2 separate regions of the Homo sapiens genome follow, and region 1 is linked to region 2. The links are chromatin loops, found by intact Hi-C in ENCODE. Cell type or tissue: sigmoid colon. All regions are shown on one strand. Each heading gives the region's core, and the rest is flanking DNA. Links, peaks and the distances in the headings are about the cores only. Region 1 overlaps MAVS (mitochondrial antiviral signaling protein). Region 2 overlaps PANK2 (pantothenate kinase 2).

What was found. A loop is a pair of places that touch in the nucleus more often than their neighbours do. Peaks named below come from ENCODE experiments on the same cell type or tissue, not always from the same donor. Only the 100,000 strongest peaks of a DNase experiment are listed, where the experiment ranks them.
Region 1: a loop joins it to region 2, with 5 times the contacts of the local background. A loop is called at or near these places in 3 of 110 quality-filtered maps.

The regions. Positions count from the first base shown.
Region 1 is chr20:3,860,617-3,868,937 of GRCh38, reverse strand. It overlaps MAVS (mitochondrial antiviral signaling protein), which reads right to left. Exons shown (of 7, transcript NM_020746.5): 4 at 7,434-7,606; 5 at 6,525-6,684; 6 at 4,150-4,682; 7 at 1-3,255. The coding sequence ends at 2,791. Among named protein-coding and RNA genes, the nearest start is that of MAVS, 18 kb to the right of the region's middle. RefSeq lists an enhancer at 2,425-2,926. In sigmoid colon, for the core only: no CTCF peak of the experiment used is centred there; a DNase peak (open chromatin) is centred at 4,216.
Region 2 is chr20:3,919,753-3,928,073 of GRCh38, reverse strand. PANK2 (pantothenate kinase 2) reads right to left here. Exons shown (of 7, transcript NM_001386393.1): 7 at 1-4,830. The coding sequence ends at 4,780. It overlaps RNF24 (ring finger protein 24), which reads left to right. Exons shown (of 6, transcript NM_001134337.3): 6 at 1-763. Among named protein-coding and RNA genes, the nearest start is that of MIR103B2, 6.4 kb to the right of the region's middle. RefSeq lists an enhancer at 1,869-2,038. In sigmoid colon, for the core only: no CTCF peak of the experiment used is centred there; DNase peaks (open chromatin) are centred at 413 and 3,617.

The sequences.
Region 1 (8,321 bases), core at 131-8,130, 59 kb after region 2:
GGGTATCTCCCATCATGGCTGGTTACTGTGCTAAAATTATAATTTTTTTTCTTTGAGACAGAGTATCACTCGGTCACCCAGGCTGGAGTGCAGTGGTGCGATCTCAGCTCACTACAACCTCCGCCTCCTGGCGGGCTCAAGTGACTTATCTTCCCACCTCAGCCTCCCATGTAGCTGGGACTATAGATGGGCGCCGCCATGCCCAGTTACTTTTTGTATTTTTTACCTAGGCTGGTAGTGTGCTAACATTCTACCACTTGGGCAACAGTCTTCGGGGCTACATACTGCCTTTTTTTTTTTTTTTGAAACAGAATACCACTCTGTCGCCCAGGCTGGAGCGCAGTGGCACAATCTCGGCTCACTGCAACCTCCGCATCCTGGGTTCATGGAATTCTCGTGCCTCAGCCTCCTGAATAGCTGGGATTACAGACGTCTGCCACTACACCTGGCTAATTTTCTTATTTTTGTAGAGACGGGGTTTCACCCTGTTGGCCAGGCTGGTCTTGAACTCCAGACCTCAGGCGATCTGCCCACCTTGGCCTCCCAAAGTGCTGGGATTACAGGCGTGAGCCACTGCGCTCGGCCCATGTTGCCTTTTTGAGATACTTTTTTCAAAGCTACCCTGGAACGGTAATACAATAAAACTAGTACCTGTGCATAAATTGTTAACTGACCTGCCCAGCATGGGTACCTAACTGGGGTTTAGGGTAGGGGGACAGAGGGCTTTTTAAGATTGGTGGTGGGGGATGGGGATTAATACAGACAGCTCGGGTAGGGTCCACTCCTGGTTCCAGGGTGCAGGTTGCTGGACTTGGAGCATGGGATGAAGAGATGTTCAGAGATAGAGATCATTAGGTTGCTGAACTCCCCTAGGGCAGTGGAGTGAAAAAGCTGTAGCAGCCAAGGCAGGGTGTAGATCCCTGGAGGCTGACGGCTTGGGGTGGGGCCACAGTGAGCCCAGCCCCTGATGGCTCTAGTTCTTGTCCCTTGCAGAGCTCAGAAATGGAGGTGGCTCCTGTGCCTTGTCCAGCAATGGTTCCCTGAAAAGAACCCATAAGGATACCCCCAATCCACCCCAATGTGTTTCTGGTGTTATTGTAGATAATCTCCCCAACAGTGGGTGAGCTTGGGGTGAGGGAACCTGGCTGCTGGGAGTGGAAACGCCCTATATCCTCCATCCTGTACAGCTGCCCAGTGGACATACCTCTCTCCCCAGCAATTTCTCAAGGCACAAGATAAAGTAAGGGGCAAATACAAAGATAAAGCTGTGAGGCAGGAGGGTCTGAGTCTGCCTCTAAAGGAGTAGCCAAGACTCCTGTTTCTCTGCATTTTTCTTTTTCTTGAGACAGGGTCTCGCTCTCTCACCCAGGTTGGAGTGCAGTGGCACGATCCTAGCTCACTGCAGCTTCAAGCTTCTGGGCTCAAGTGATCCTCCCACCTCAGCCTCCCAAGTAGCTAAGACGACAGGTGCACCACCACGCCTGGCTAATTTTTTAAACTTTTTTGTAGAGATGGGGTCCCTGTTGCCCAGCATGCCTGGACCCTCAACACTTAATAGTGATAATAACATATATCCAACCCTTGGTAAATGCCAGGACTCATCCTAAGACCTACATCGATAAACTCCTTTAATCTTCACAACACTGGGAAATATATATATATACTTATCCTCCTTTTACAGGTGAGAAAACTAAGGGACAGACAGATAAATCCCTTGCCCAAGGTCACAGAGCTGGTGAGAGGCAGGTTGGGACGCAGGCCTAGGCTGCCTGTGCTGCAGAGCTGCACCCTTGACCACTGTGCACTCTGCCTCTCATGCCCTCAGCTCTACCAGGTTGGGCAGGAGAGAGATGGGAGAAGCAGTGGCCACTTGCTCTGGGCCAGGCACTTGGCAAACACCTGTAGGTTCAATCTCAGAAGAACCCAGTGAAGAATGAGCCAGATACTCACTGTCCACGTGGAGAAGCAAGACCAGAAGTCTGACATCTGCCAAAGCCACACAGCCCCGGAAGTGAGGGAGCTGAAATCCAAACCTCTGCCTGAGCTCTGCCCACCAGGTGTCTCCTCCCCAGCCCATGTAGGGAGCTGAAGAGAATGGAGACCAGAGGGGAGGGAAAGAGGAGGCTGGAGAGGAGCTCCACAGGTCTTCCTCAGGCCTGACAGCTGCCCCTGGCTTCCCTGAGGTCCACAGGAACCTCCAGACCTTCCCAGGATTGCCCAGCAGGGGAGGGGGCCCAGTGGGGCAGGAACTCAAGGCAGTTGGGCTCCTGGAGAGCAGCCACCCTGCCGCTCCTGCCTGCCTCAATGCAACGGTCTCAGGCTGGGCTGCCAGGATGGGAGGCAGGTCTTGTGGAGTCGCCCACACACCACATACCTGCCCTGAGGCCTTCAGGGACCAATGCAACAGGAGAGGCATTCCCAAGCACCACATGTTCCAGTGGTCCCTCCTGCTCCACCTGGGCCAACAGGGCTGAGGCCTGGAGGAGGAAGCTCCTCTGGAGGACATGGATGATAACCTGGATTGCCAGTGGGGAAGGTCTGGAGCACTGGGGGCAGCCCAGGACCCAGAAAGCCAAGGACGGGGACCCACACAAGGCACCGTGGGGACAGAGATGCTGCTCTCAGGACTTGGTTCAGCCAAGGCATGTCCTGCTGCCAGGCCTGCAGTCCCTTAACTCCCCTCTGACCCAGCCTCCACAATCCCCAAGAAAGGGACAAGGGGCTTCGGAGAGGGGCCAGGTGTACTGCAGGAACGGAACAGATGGGTGGTGGGAAGAGCCCAGGGCTTCACTAGTGCAGACGCCGCCGGTACAGCACCACCAGGAGTGTGACTACCAGCACCCCTGTCACAGCCACCTGGAGCCACAGAGCCCCAGGTGAGGGCCTGTGGCATGGCACCTCCCTCTCCTGGAACTTCCGGTCGGCTTGTGGCCTGGGGCCGCCATCCGGGTCCGCAGGTGGCCCAGGGTTGCCCTCCAGGAGCTGGATGCTGGGGTTCTCAGCCACGTGGATCCCAAAGGTGCCCTCGGACTTATACTCATTCTCCTCTGGGCCATGGCAGGGCCCCATGCCCAAGGAGGTGCTGGCACTGATGGCAAGATCCTCGAAGCAGCCCGAGAACGGGCTGTCTACCTGGGATGCCAGCACGCCAGGCTTACTCAGCTCCGACCCAAGGCCCCTATTCTCAGAGCTGCTGTCTAGCCAGGCTGAGCTGCCTCCAGTGGCGCCGGCGGGTGTTGGAGCTGCTGGGGTCTCCTGGGAAAGAAAGGAGAGCACTGGAAGGGACTGGGGTTGGCAGGGAGACGAACCTGGTAGGGCGGTCCCATTCCCAGGCCAGGGCATGAACTAACACTCCAACCCCTCAATTCCCAATCTATAATGCCCCTAGGCCACCTTTTCTTGGAGCAGTGGGGGTAGAGGGGACCAAGAATCTGCACCAATGGTGGCCTCCTCCAGGGCAGCCTTTCCCTACTCCCTGGCCTGCCTGTGAGCTCATGCCCACCTGGAAGCCTTTGGTAGGGCGGGGCTCCATCCTGCACTGACATCCTGCCTGGGCCTGAGAACTAGAGAGCAGCCACAGGGTCAGAGGCCTGGCCATGTGCCCAAAGGGCCCTATGGACTTGGCTCTTCCCAGCAGACAGCCGCAGCTAGGGTTAGATGTGAGGCTTGGAGCAGGCAACAATGGGGGGCTGCTGGGTCCGAGTGGCTGCTCCAGGTGGGACTGCGTTCTGTAAAGCCTGGCCATGGAGGGACACACCAGGCATCCTGGTGAAGAGCAAGGCAAGAGGCAGATGGGCCACTGTGCTGTCCCCGTCACTGCTTCCTTATGTGCAAAACGGCACCGCTCGGCTTCACTAGGAACTACGAGCCCTAAATGAACTTATACACCTGACCAGTGGGTGCCCCCTGTGGCTGACCCTCCTGAGGTGTCCAGACTTAGAAGCTCAATGACTGTTCCTCCTGGAGAACATGGTGTGGGGCCTGCATGAGGCTGGTTCTCAACTGTCTGTATGCCCTCAAGGAGAGGCCACAGAGCAGCACAGGCTGGACACAGAATGCAGACTGGGAAGGGGCCAAGGCCAGGGCCAGGTGGGCAAGCTGTCCCGGGGGAAGGGGCCAGGATCCCTGCCAGGAAGGGCGAGGACTCACCTCATTTCTGCTGCTCCCGTCAGTGGGGACTGTGCTGGCAGACACCTTGGTGAGCACCATGCTAGTAGGCACTTTGGATGGCACCATGCCAGCACGGGTTGAGTTGATGGGCAATTTGGATGGTGCTGGATTGGTGAGCGCATTAGAAGGCACTGCACCAGGGGGCTTTGAGCTAGTTGGCAACTTGGAGGGCACTGTGCTGACAGATGCTGGGTTGGCAGGCACTTTCAGGGCCACTGTGTTCACAGGCATCAAGGTGGTAGGCACTTTGGAGGGCAGAGAGTTGGCAGGTGCCTCTGCCCCACTGGAGCAGATGATAGGCTCGGCCTGGTCACTCTCTGCACCCTGTTTACCCTCTGCAGCCCCTGCAGAGGCCAAGCCAGGGGATGAGGAGGAGAAGGAGGTGCCAGTAGATACAACTGACCCTGTGGGTCCAGGCAAGCGGCTTGCCCTGGGGGTGGAACGGGCCAGGGGCTGGAAGGAGACAGATGGAGACACAGGCCCACGGGATGGTGTGAGGCTGGAGGTCGCACCTGCCGGTGGAAAAACACAAGTGGAAACACAGACCCAAAGACCATTACCTTGAGGCCTGGAGAAGGGTCCCTCTGGCCCAGATCTCATGGTCCCTACTGTGTCTAGGCCTCCAAATCTCCTGCCCTTGGAGGAGATGCCACAGTCCCTTTGGTCACTGCTTCCTGGCCTGAAAGCCCAACAGCTGCCCTCAGTCCTTGACCTGTAGCCCCAGGTCTGTCCTGGCACACAGTGAAATGGTACCTAGGAGCCTGAAGACCATTATTAATTATTCTCTCCGCTTTTTCCTCTCCCACCTGGGAAACCTCCCCTCTCCTGTGTCTACCTTTTCTACTTTGACCTTAGCCTCATGCAATCCTGGACACTTCCCCCACTGCTGTCCCTCTCCTACCACCATGAGTGGGAGCAGCCATGGATCAGGGCAAGGGGTGGCAGGATGGCTCATGCAGAACAGCTCACACCAGCCGAGAGGCCTGGCCATCCCGGAGGCTTGGGAAGAGAGGGGACAAGGACAAAGCCACCCCTGGGAGGCTGCCTGACCTGGGTGGGGGAAGCAGAGGATAGCAGGTGGTGATGGTCTGTAAAGGCAGTTGCAGCAGGACTCTCCACGGAACTCGGAATGCACATGCCAAGCCCCACAGCTGGCAAAAGTCAGGGTGATTCTGATGTACAGCTCCCCCACCACAATCTAATACCACAGAATCTCATGGGACCTGTGTCTACAAACGTACTGAAACCTAAGCGCCCTCTGCCTCTGTGGTCTACAGCAACTCCTGAAAGGCATCCCGTGGCCAGGTGACACTGCAAAGCAGACAGGTGCTTGGAGCAGTTTGGGGATGACAAAAGTACTAAGATGACGTCTCCCAGCCTCTAACTGCTCATGTGTCTTGTGGCTGTCCCAGGGCACTGAGGGCTGACTGGGCACCAGCGTCATGTGGAATAGTTTGGGAAGTAGGAAAGAGACATGCTGGCCTGAGAGGTCCAGATGGACAACTATATATTTCTGAGGGGGAGCACTGACATCTGGAGTTGAGTCCAGGCCACTGGATGATGAAGACCTTACTTCCTCTGGGGACTGAGAAGTTTTCATGATTCACTGGGAACTGGAGATCTCTGCGGTAAGACAGTGCCTAAAGGTTCCCCTGCCAACAGCTGATGCAGCCCTTCACTGTCCCTCTCCCACTGCCCTATAGGCCCTGGCTGTTCCCTACAGTCCCTTTGGCAGAGCGCAAAAATGGCCCTACTTATCTCGCTCATCTCCACCCAGCCCCACTGCACTGTGCCTGTCAGTCCTCCCGTCTAGGGAGGGAGTCTATTTCCCTACTCCTTGAATCTAGGCTGGCCTTATAACTTGCTTTTGCCCACAGAATGGAGCACAGGGGACACTGTGCCAGTTTTGAGCCCTCTCTGAGAACTCTGCCCAGCTGCCATGATGGGTTTGTGTGCTGGAGGATGAGAGACTACATAGAAGAGAACCAAGGTGCTCAGCAAACAGCCAGAGGCAGAACTTATGTATATACCGGTGAGTACTTGAGAGGAAATTCAGCCAAGACCAGAAGAAATGCCCATGTAGGTAGCCCAAATGCCTGACCCACAGGATCATATGCTAAATAAATGGCTGTATTTTAAGCTACTAAAAAAAAAATTTGGAAAACTGGAGTGGACTATTTGTTACACAGCAAATGCTAACTGATACACCCACTAAGGAACTGGTTTGCTTCCTGGGTTGAACTCCCTTTATTCCCACCTTGTCTCCTGTTCAAGGAAGCCAGATGGGGCAACTCTAATTCTTACCCTCACTTGAGAGATCAGAAGGACCCTATAATTCCAGATTCCATGCATACCTGCTGTGTGGGTACTGCCCAGTTCTGTGTCCTGCTCCTGATGCCCGCTGGAGGTCAGAGGGCTGAGGGCTGCCAGGTCAGAGGAGGACTCCAGGGGGCCACCATCTGGATTCCTTGGGATGGCTCTGGGGCTGAGCGTCTGCAGGGCTTGCTCTGAATTCTGCAATGAGGGAAAATATGAATAAGGCAGTTGCCTCTCCCAAGAGCTCACAAAGGGCAGCTTGTGCTCTTGGGGCATCTCCTATAGGCCTCAGCCCACACCATGGAGCACAGGAGCCAGGGGAGCCCTTGCCTGGGTTCTGGTAATTCCCAGACCCTCTGTCCACAGGTGTCCTTACGTCTACCTCACAGAAAACACACAGCATTGCCAGGTGCGGTGGCTCACGCCTGTAATCCCAGCACTTTGGGAGGCAAAGGTGGGCAGATCACCTGAGGTCAGGAGTTCGAGACCAGCCTGGCTGACACGGCAAAACCCCATCTCTACTAAAAATACAAAAATTAGCTGGGCGTGGTGGTGGGTGCCTGTAATCCCAGCTACTCAGGAGGCTGAGGCAGGAGAATGACCTGAACCCAGGAGGCAGAGGTTGCAGTGAGCCAAGATCACTCCACTGCACTCCAGCCTGGGTGACAGAATGAGACACTGTCACACACACACACACACACACACACAAAACTGTGGTCTCCCAGCTGGTTGCTGACAGAGGATTAGGGCTGCCACAGGGTGAAGACCTGGTCAGCAGCCTGGAAGCTGGTCTGGGGCAGATCCCCACTGAGGAAGCCCTAGGGTTCTGAGCAGAGATTAGGCGTGATTTATAGGGGACGGGAGAGGGTTTCTGGAAGGCTCAATGGGCAGAAGTGGGCAGATAGGAACACAAAAGTGGTGGCTCAAGGTAGACTATGAGGACAGACCTCTCCTGGGGACTCTGGCGCCTGGGTCTCCTGGACAGGCATGGGGTAACTTGGCTCCTTCTCTCTGCAGCTGTTGTAGGGGATGCTGTGGGCCGCAGCAGGTGTGGGGGGCCCTGGCCTCTCAGCAGGAAGTGACGGTGGCTCCAGTGGGTCTGGGGGACGGTCCGAGGTCCCTAGAGGACAAAGATGTAGTGATATCAAGAAGGAATCAGGGCTGGGCACAGTGGCTCATGCCTGTAATCTCAGCACTTTGGGAGGCCAAGGCAGGCAGATCACGAGGTCAGATCGAGACCACCCTGGCTAACACAGTGAAACCCCATCTCTACTAAAAATACAACATTATTATTAGCCGGGCATGGTGGCGGGCCCCTGTAGTCCCAGCTACTCAGGAGGCTGAGGCAGGAGAATGGCGTGAACCCGGGAGGCGGAGCTTGCAGTAAGCCAAGATCGCGCCACTGCACTCCAGCCTGGGCGACAGAGCGAGACTCCGTCTAAAAAAAAAAAGAAAGAAAAAAAAAGAAGGAATCAGGGGCTGGGCACGATGGCTCATGCCTGTAATCCCAGGATTTGGGGAGGCCAAGGCAGGTGGATTAGGAGGTCAGGAGTTCAAGACCAGCCTGGCCAACATAGTGAAACCCCGTCTCTACTAAAAATACAAAAATTAGCCAGGCGTGCTGGCAAGCACCTGTAATCCCAGCTACTCAGGAGGCTGAGGCAGAAGAATTGCTTGAACCTGGGAGACGGAGGTTGCAGTGAGCTGAGATCGCGCCACTGCACTCCAGCCTGGGCAACAGAGCAAGACTCCGTCTCGGGGGAAAAAAAGAAAAAGAAGCCAGACGTGGTGGCTCACGCCTGTAATCCCAGCACTTTGGGAGGCCGAAGTGGGTG
Region 2 (8,321 bases), core at 166-8,165:
AGTAAAGATTAATAAGGGATCCCCATGTGCTGGGGAGTGTGCTTCCATTTGAGTGGGGATATCAGAAGAAAAAGAGGGGCTTGTGTAGTAAACCTTACTTTGCCAATTCAGCTGTAGAGCCCAAATTGTTACAAGATGCAAAGATGTACTCCACTTTTTGACCAAGCATCAGCACCTTTGGCTTACCATCCAGTCCTTACTTCTGTGACTGTAAGGGCCCCACCAGTGTCAGCAGACTTGTTTGTGCTTTGGGGGAACTCTCTTCTCAGCTCCCTTTGCCAGTCCCAAGCCTGGTGGATCTGCATCTCACGCCCACTGCACACCGTTCCTCTCCATCTGCCCTTCCCTCCCAGGCCCCCGGTCGGGGGAGCAGGTGTGGCAAGTGTTAGGAACTCCCTTCTGGTGACAGCTGGTCTTCCTAGAGTGTTGCTGGTAACTATCGCCTCTTGGTCTTCTGACATCATTGCCAGGAACGGGGCACTTTTTCGTCTTGTAGTTTGGCCCTCGGGTTTCCTCACTAGGTATTGTGTAACTCCCTCAAAAAAAGGTTTATGAAATGCTGAACCTCAGGTTTCATAGACGTCTTTGTACACTAAAAATTCTGCAGCAGAATATTTTTAAACATTCGCAGTTTTTTGTAAGCTATATTTTTGTATATTTAATTGCTATTTTAAAATTTTAATGCATTTTGCTAATCACTCCTCAAAAATAAAACATGCATGTAATTGACTCAAACGTGTAAATAAAAGCAAATTTTGAAAAATAGTGTTGTGCATATGCCTTTGAACAGAGGGAACATCCATGTGCCACTTACGCAAGCACCTTCAGCAAGACTTGGAAACTCAAGGTGAGTAATTCTATCAGAGCTGGTAACTAGTACTGAGTGATTGTGATGGAAGCCCCTGCCCTTCCTGTGGCATAGTGTGCAAGCGGGGGTGGGGTCAGTGGTGAAGAGTGTGTCAGGCCACCACAGCCAGAGAACAGAGAATCCTGGAATGCAGAGTACAGTGGAGTCTGAAGCCCCCTGGCCTCCCTGAGCTCTGCAAACAGCTGGATACAGATAAGCAGTCTTCCACGTGAACGCCAGCACCAGGGTGACCTGAAATAGCGGATTTTTTTTTTTTTTTTTTTTTGAGACAGTCTTGCTGTCACCCAGGCTGGAGTGCAGTGCAGCAATCTCGGCTCACTGCAGCAACCTCTGCCTCCCAGGTTCAAGCAACTGTCTGCCTCAGCCTCTCGAGTACCTGGGATTACAGGCACGCACCACCATTCCCGGCTAATTATTTTTGTATTTTCAGTAGAGACGGGGTTTCACCATGTTGTCCAGGCTGGTCTTGAACTCCTGACCTCAGGTGATCCACCCGCCTTGGCCTTCCAAAGTGCTGGGATTACAGGCATGAGCCATTGCACCTGGCCAAAGTAGTGGAACTGAGCCTGTTTCCTCCACAGGCCACACCACCCTGCAAAGAGTTGCCCCCACCCCAAGCCCCTAGCTATATCCCAGGCCTGGAAATAACTAGTGTCAGGAGAAAAAACGTCCAAAGCCTTCCTGTGTGGCCGTTGCTGCTCTCCTCACCACCCCTCACTAGGACCGAGTGGCTTCCCAGCTTCCATCAAGGCCAGCCACGATCTTGCAACCAATTGTGGGCAACCTCAATTCAGATGCCTAGAGAGCTCCTCTTCTCAGTCCCCTGAGCCACAGGCCCCTGGCCAGCCTCTCCCTGAGCAGTCGTTTTCTTTGCAGCTTCCTCCGTCACTGCTCAACTCTCGGTTATTTTTCTCACCCTACCTTAGAACTCATGAAATCCCCCTTGCTTTGCCCACCTACATGCATATCATTCTCAGCTCTGTATCTCCAACCCAAATACCCAGTGCTTATTTGGAGTCTCAAAATCACGTAGTCCACAAATGAGCCCAGGTGCCCTCTTGTATCTCTCCTCCCTCCCCTGTATCCAGTCACCACTTCCCAACACAGCCCTCTAAGCATCTCTCCATTCTGGCCATCCACTTCTCCCCTCTCCATTCTGGCCACCCACCTCCCATCTTAGTTCAGGCCTTCCTTTCTCACCTGGACCACGGTCACAGCCCCCTTCATGGCCACTAGTGGAGGGCAGACTGAAAGGGACAGCTGCTAAGACAGGGAAGTGGCAATGGTAACAGCAGAGTTTATGGGCACCTCACAACCTGAAGGTGGTGAGACGGCAGTAAGCTGGGATGAGGATGTGGGCACTGCTGCACAGAGATCAACAAATGCAGAGAGAAGGCAGTGTCTCGGGGCTGGAGCTCAGAGGTAAGGGGTGGTTGAAGTGTTCCCTGGAAATCAGTCAAGGTGATGCTAATGACTGCTTGGGGAGACCCAGGACTGAGGCTGAGGACAGCCACAGCTAACTGTCAGCAGAGAATGAACCAGAACATTAGTAGCCTGGGTGGCAGGACAGGCAAGAGGGCTCTGCTGAGTGAGAACTGAGATGAGGCTGTGAAATGAATGCCAGATTCGGTGGCATGGGATTCACTGGTGGCCTATCAAGAACCCTGCTGTGAGCCGGGCGCAGGGGCTCACACCTGTATTCCCAGCACTTTGGGAGGCCAAGGCAGGCGGATCACCTGGGGTCTGGAGTTCGAGACCAGCCTGGCCATCATGGTGAAACCCCATCTCTACTAAAAATATAAAAATTAGCCAGCCATGGTGGCACATGCCTGTAGTCTCAGCTACGCAGGAGGCTAAGGCAGGAGAATTGCTTGAGCCTGGAAGGCAGAGGTTGCAGTGAGCTGAGATCGCCCCACTGCACTCCACCTGGGTGACACAGCGAGACTGTCTCAAAAACCCTGCTGTGGAGTGACAGGGTTTACTGAGCACAAGGTGGAACATGAGGGAATGGACTAGTTTCTCTAGAGTAGGGGGAGGGCCCACGGAGGAGGAAGCTCAAAGCGAGGCAGAAGGGGACATCAACAGCGTCTTCCCAACTCAGGCACCAGAGACAGACAGTCCCGGGTTTGAGTCCAGCTCTACTCTTTTCCAGCTGAGTGACCCTGGGCAGCCTTACTCATCCGTTCAGTTTCCTTTTCTGTTAAATTGTGGGAACAGCAAGGGCTGCATGGTGACCCACGTCGAGCAGTGGACAACCTCCTGAACGCAGCACAGCAGAGGCAGCAGGACCACAAAACAGGGGCCTCAGAGGGGCAGGCCCTGGCCTCGGTCTCCATGGGAAGTGAGCAAGTTCACAGGAGTTGGCCCAGGGAGCAGCACCCTGTGGTACAAGCAGGAGGATGGTGGTGCCATCTTTGGTGCCTGGGTACTGGAGGAGGGTGAGGCCACCAACAGCGCTGCTGGCAGCAGAGGAGGGCAGAGGAACTCAGGATCAGGGCGTCAGAGGTAGTATAGGCCAGGAGCCTGCAAACAGCAGCAGCAGGGAAGAGGGTCACCAATCACTCTCCAGGGGACAAAATTACCCTCCACGCAGCAGCCATCCTGCTCTGCACCCACACAAGGTCCCAATGCAGCAGCACCCATATTTCCTAAGTGCCAAGGCCCATGTGCAGAGGTGGCCACGCCTAGTGGAACAGCCCACAGCCCACATATCAGTTCCCCTTGCCCCAGCTGGAACACGGGTGTCTCTGCTGCCTCCATGCGGCTGGCACCCTGCCCATCCCTCCCTGACCACAGCCTTAAACGGAGGGGAGCAGGGAGGCTGCAGAGCCTTGGGGTTTTCCCTCCTGGTCCAAGGCTGCTTTGTACAGGCCCATCCTTGCCTTCAACAGCAATATGGGCACCACTTAAGACCTCAGATATAAAAGGTGCATTCTCTCCTTGGGAAAGGCTTTTGAAATTATTCTGCAAAGCAGAAAGAAAAGCTTCAGCCCCTACCAAGAGCACCTGCAGCCTGGCACTCTCCTCAGGCAGTCTTCTGAGACTCACCTCCCAAGTGCCACAGTGCCCTGAAGGACCCCCCACTCCCCATGAGTTCTTTGACAGACACTTCAGTTCTTCCTTTTCTACTTAGCCTGAAAGAAAAACCAGATTCTCCCTGATCCCCTGAGGGGGTGTCAATTCTAGTGGCCCTGCTGACTCATGTTAGTCCTCCAGATTGTGCTGCTTCTGCCAGTGTACCCACTTGCATCAGAACAGTCCGCCCACTACCCAAGGAAATTCTGCCAAGAAAAGAAGCCCTGTCTCTCCAGACATTCATTCCCAGGATTTAGTGTAAAGTAACGTGGAACTGCCCTTCCAAAAACTGCTTGTTAAGTTTCAGGTACACAATTAACCTGCCCAATTAATTTTGCAGAACCTTGAAATAAAACATGTTTTACAGTAAGTTCACACACAGGCTTAATGCAAACCAGAGTAATGCACAGATGATTGCCAAGACCATATTGACAAATTGTGATTAGATTATAACGCATAGTAGCCTGCCTTACATTCAGCAAGTTCAAACAGGACACAAAACCAGTCAACTGAACACAGAGCAGCTCTCTTCAGAAGCACTTCCAATGAGTGATGCAGAGATTTCAAAAATACAAAGCAGGCAACTTATATACAGCAAATCCTCACACTGCCTGGACATGTGCCACTTTTTTGTTGTTTTTAATATATTTTTCCTTCCTGGTTGCTAATTTAGACTGAATTCTTAAGGATTTATCTTGATGACTTAGAAAAATACACCTGTCCTTTCTCACTTTGTTTCAGGTAGTACAGTCATGAAATTGAGTAAGTCTCTTAAAAAAATGAAAGTCCACAGATCCCATTGTGGAAGGTTTCAGGAACCCCTCCCCAGGTAATGATCACGGGATCTTCAACAGCTCAAGGAGTGCTCCAACAGCTCCAAAATAACCCTGAAAGAAAATACACCAAAAATAAGTGCAATTTTCCTTAGACTTATTCAAATCACCTTACACATGATGACTAGTGTTAAAGCCAACCACTGCCCACACACAGCATACCCATTTCCTGAGCACCCCAGAAGGGCCAAGGCCAGCCTGGGAGCAGAGACGCCCTAAGGAGTCCCTGTCTGGGGAGGGGGCTGGATGTCCTAGACTATCCAAGCACTTCAGACCACTGTGATAAGAGGAAAACCAAACCCGCAGTGAGGGCGACAGGAGCTATGAGGCCAGCAGCAGCTCAGTTACCTCTGGTAAGAGACAGAACCTGACTGTTTCTGGGGAATGAGGTGAGAAGCAGCAGAGGCCTGGAGCATTTCCAGACAACTAAGGAATGAAGGCGAGGTCGGATGCAAAGTGCAATGAAACAGGTGAAGTTGTGAGGTGGGTCACAGAGGGTGAGAGCCCGACTGAGCTGGGAGAGGGAGGGAGAGTAAGAGATAAGATGGATTCAAGATTCACCCCTAACAGAGGACAGGACAGCAGGAGGGGGCAGCATCCCCGAGAAAGGGGACACAGGAGTAAGAGGTGTGGAGAGCAAGGCCGGTGGGTGAGTTCCCTACAGGACATGGGAAGCTGAGGTGCCCACAGCAGCCAAGCAGCTGTGCCCGGGTGGTCACCAGACACCTGGATCACTGGCCCAGAAGCAGGCGGCACAGGAATGAAAACCACCACCCAAAGGTAACGTGAAGAGAGGTACAGAACAAAGAGCAAAGCCTGAGGAAGCACGGAGGCTCCCGAGGGAGGGCAGCCCTCAGCCCTCCTGAGACACAGAAGCAGCAGCTGAGAGACGACAAGCACTGTACTGTCTCCAGAAGCAGTCAGGTCACATGCAACCAAGAACTCAAAACCAAAACACAGGAATAGCACATTAGAGAAAACGGGGCAAACCCCATAATGACAGAAAAGAGAACACTAGCAAGAATCAGAGGCAAATCCTAAAACGATGCAGAATCCATCAGGGTCTCCAACCTGTAAGGTAAGATATCAGACTACTTTTTAAAAGAAATAACTAAAAAAGGAATGAGAAGATCCTGAAAGACTTGTGTATGGATTTTTTAAAAGTCTCTGAAACATAAATAACTACCACTCTATCTTTCACGAAAAGCTTCTTCAAGAAACCTGATCAAACGAGAGGCCAAAGGCTTTCTTGTCACACTCTAGTTGGCAATTTAAAAGAAAGGCATATTGGCTGGGCGCAGTGGCTCACAGGTAACCCAGCACTTCGGGAGGCCAAGGCAGGTGGATCACTTGAGGTCTGGAGCTCAAGACCAGCCTGGCCAATATGGCAAACCCCGTGTCTCTACTAAAAATACAAAAATTAGCCAGGTGCGGTGGCACGTGCCTGTAGTCCCATCTACTCAGGAGGCTTAGACAAGAGAATCACTTGAACCCAGGAGGCAGAAGTTAAAGTGAGCCGAGACTGCGCCACTGCACTCCAGCCTGGCTGACAGAGTAAGACCCCATCTCAAAAAACAAAAAAAAGAAAGGCATATTGACCATCTTTGGTTTTGGTGTGTATAAATAAAATAAAGGCAGCCACACCAATCTGTGATGTGAGGCGGCCAGCAGCTACAGGACAAGGCACAGCTGAAATACAGAGGCAAGGCTGTTTGTCTTAATAGTTCACTATACAGTTTGTTTTAGGCAGCTTTCTGTACCTTTTATTTTATAATAAAAATATAGAAGATACAGTTAACCATTATATATATATATGGGGGGGGTCCACTGAAGACTAGGATGCTACTATCAAGACAGAAACAGGTGGTTATAAACTACAACGTGCTAAGATGAGAATAAAGGATCAAAGAGGAAACGCTTGAGAGAATCTATACGAAGCTTTCACAACAAAAGTTAAAGTGACTTCAATGTGAGGGCAAGAAAATATTTCAAGGCTCAGAGAGGCTAAAATAATCAAAGTTCTGAACTGAACAATGAGAACACTTGGACACAGGAAGGGGAACATCCCACACCAGGGCCTGCCATGGGGTGGGGGGAGGGGGGAGGGATAGCATTAGGAGATATACTTAATGTAAATGACGAGTTAATGGGTGCAGCACACCAACATGGCACATGTATACGTATGTAACAAACCTGCGCGTTGTGCACATGTATCCTAGAACTTAAATAAAAAAATAAAATAAAATAATCATCAAAGTTCCACAAGGGCAGAGATGCACACAAGAGTCAAAGGCCTGAATGCAAATGGAAAACACAGGGACAAATGGACCAGCAAAGCTAAGCAGTGGGAAAAACAAAGTCAGCGAGCAATAAGGACAAAATGCAACCAAGAATTTCACGAAGGCTTATAACTATTATGATGATATCGGTTTGGTGTTTTGTTTTTTGTTTTGAGATGGAGTTTCGCTCTTGTTGCCCAGGCTGGAGTGCAGTGGTGCGATCTCGGCTCACCGCAACCTCTGCCTCCCGGGTTCAAGAGATTTTCCCACCTCAGCCTCCCAAGTAGCTGGGATTACAGGTATGTGCCACCACGTCCAGCTAATTTTTGTATTTTTTGTAGAGACAGGGCTTCTCCATGTTGGTCAGGCTGGTCTTGAACTCCTGACCTCATGATCCGCCCACCTCGGCCTCCCAAAGTGCTGGGATTACAGGCGTGAGCCGCTGCACCTGGCCTGTTTGGTGTTTTTGTTTGTTTTGTTGTTGTTGTTTGTTTTTGTTTTTGAGACAGAGTCTCGTTCTGTTGCCCAGGCTGTAGTACAGTGGTGCGATCTCAGCTCACTGCAACCTCCGCCTCCCAGATTCAAGAGATTCTCCTGTCTCAGCCTCCCGAGTAGCTGGGGATTATAGGCGCCCGCCATTGCGCCCAGCTAATTTTTGTATTTTTAGTAGAGACAGGGTTTTGCCACATTGACCATGGTTGGCCAGGCTGGTCTCCTGACCTTAGGTGATCTGCCCATCTCAGCCTCCCAAAGTGCTGGGATTACAGACGTGAGCCACCGCACCCAGCCTATTTTTTTTTTAAGGTTAACTTAAAAAACTAATCTCCATGTTCTACCTAGGAAAAGGTTAAACAAGAGGCAGAAATAAAGCAGAAAAAGATCTAACATTCGAGTTTAAAAAATTCTAATATAAAGCAAAATAAAATAAGTCAGATCACAAAAAAAGATGTATACAGAAACATGAACTGTAAGAAACTTAATGGCAATTCGGTGCTGGTTTACAAATACAGTAATGTTAGAATTTTAAAACTAAGTTAGATGACTTCAATTTTAAGCTTTTTGATATGGGGATTTGTGTACTTTGGACTTCAACTATGAACTAAAGCAATTTAAAAAGAAAAACTTAAAGTAACTTTAAAGGAAAAAGTAATCTCTAGCACTTCAAATCTGTGCTATTATCTGGACTTTGATTTCCTTTAATTCATATAGACTGTTAAACTAAATATGCAATACAATTCTGAAAAATGTTCATAATAACAGTATCTA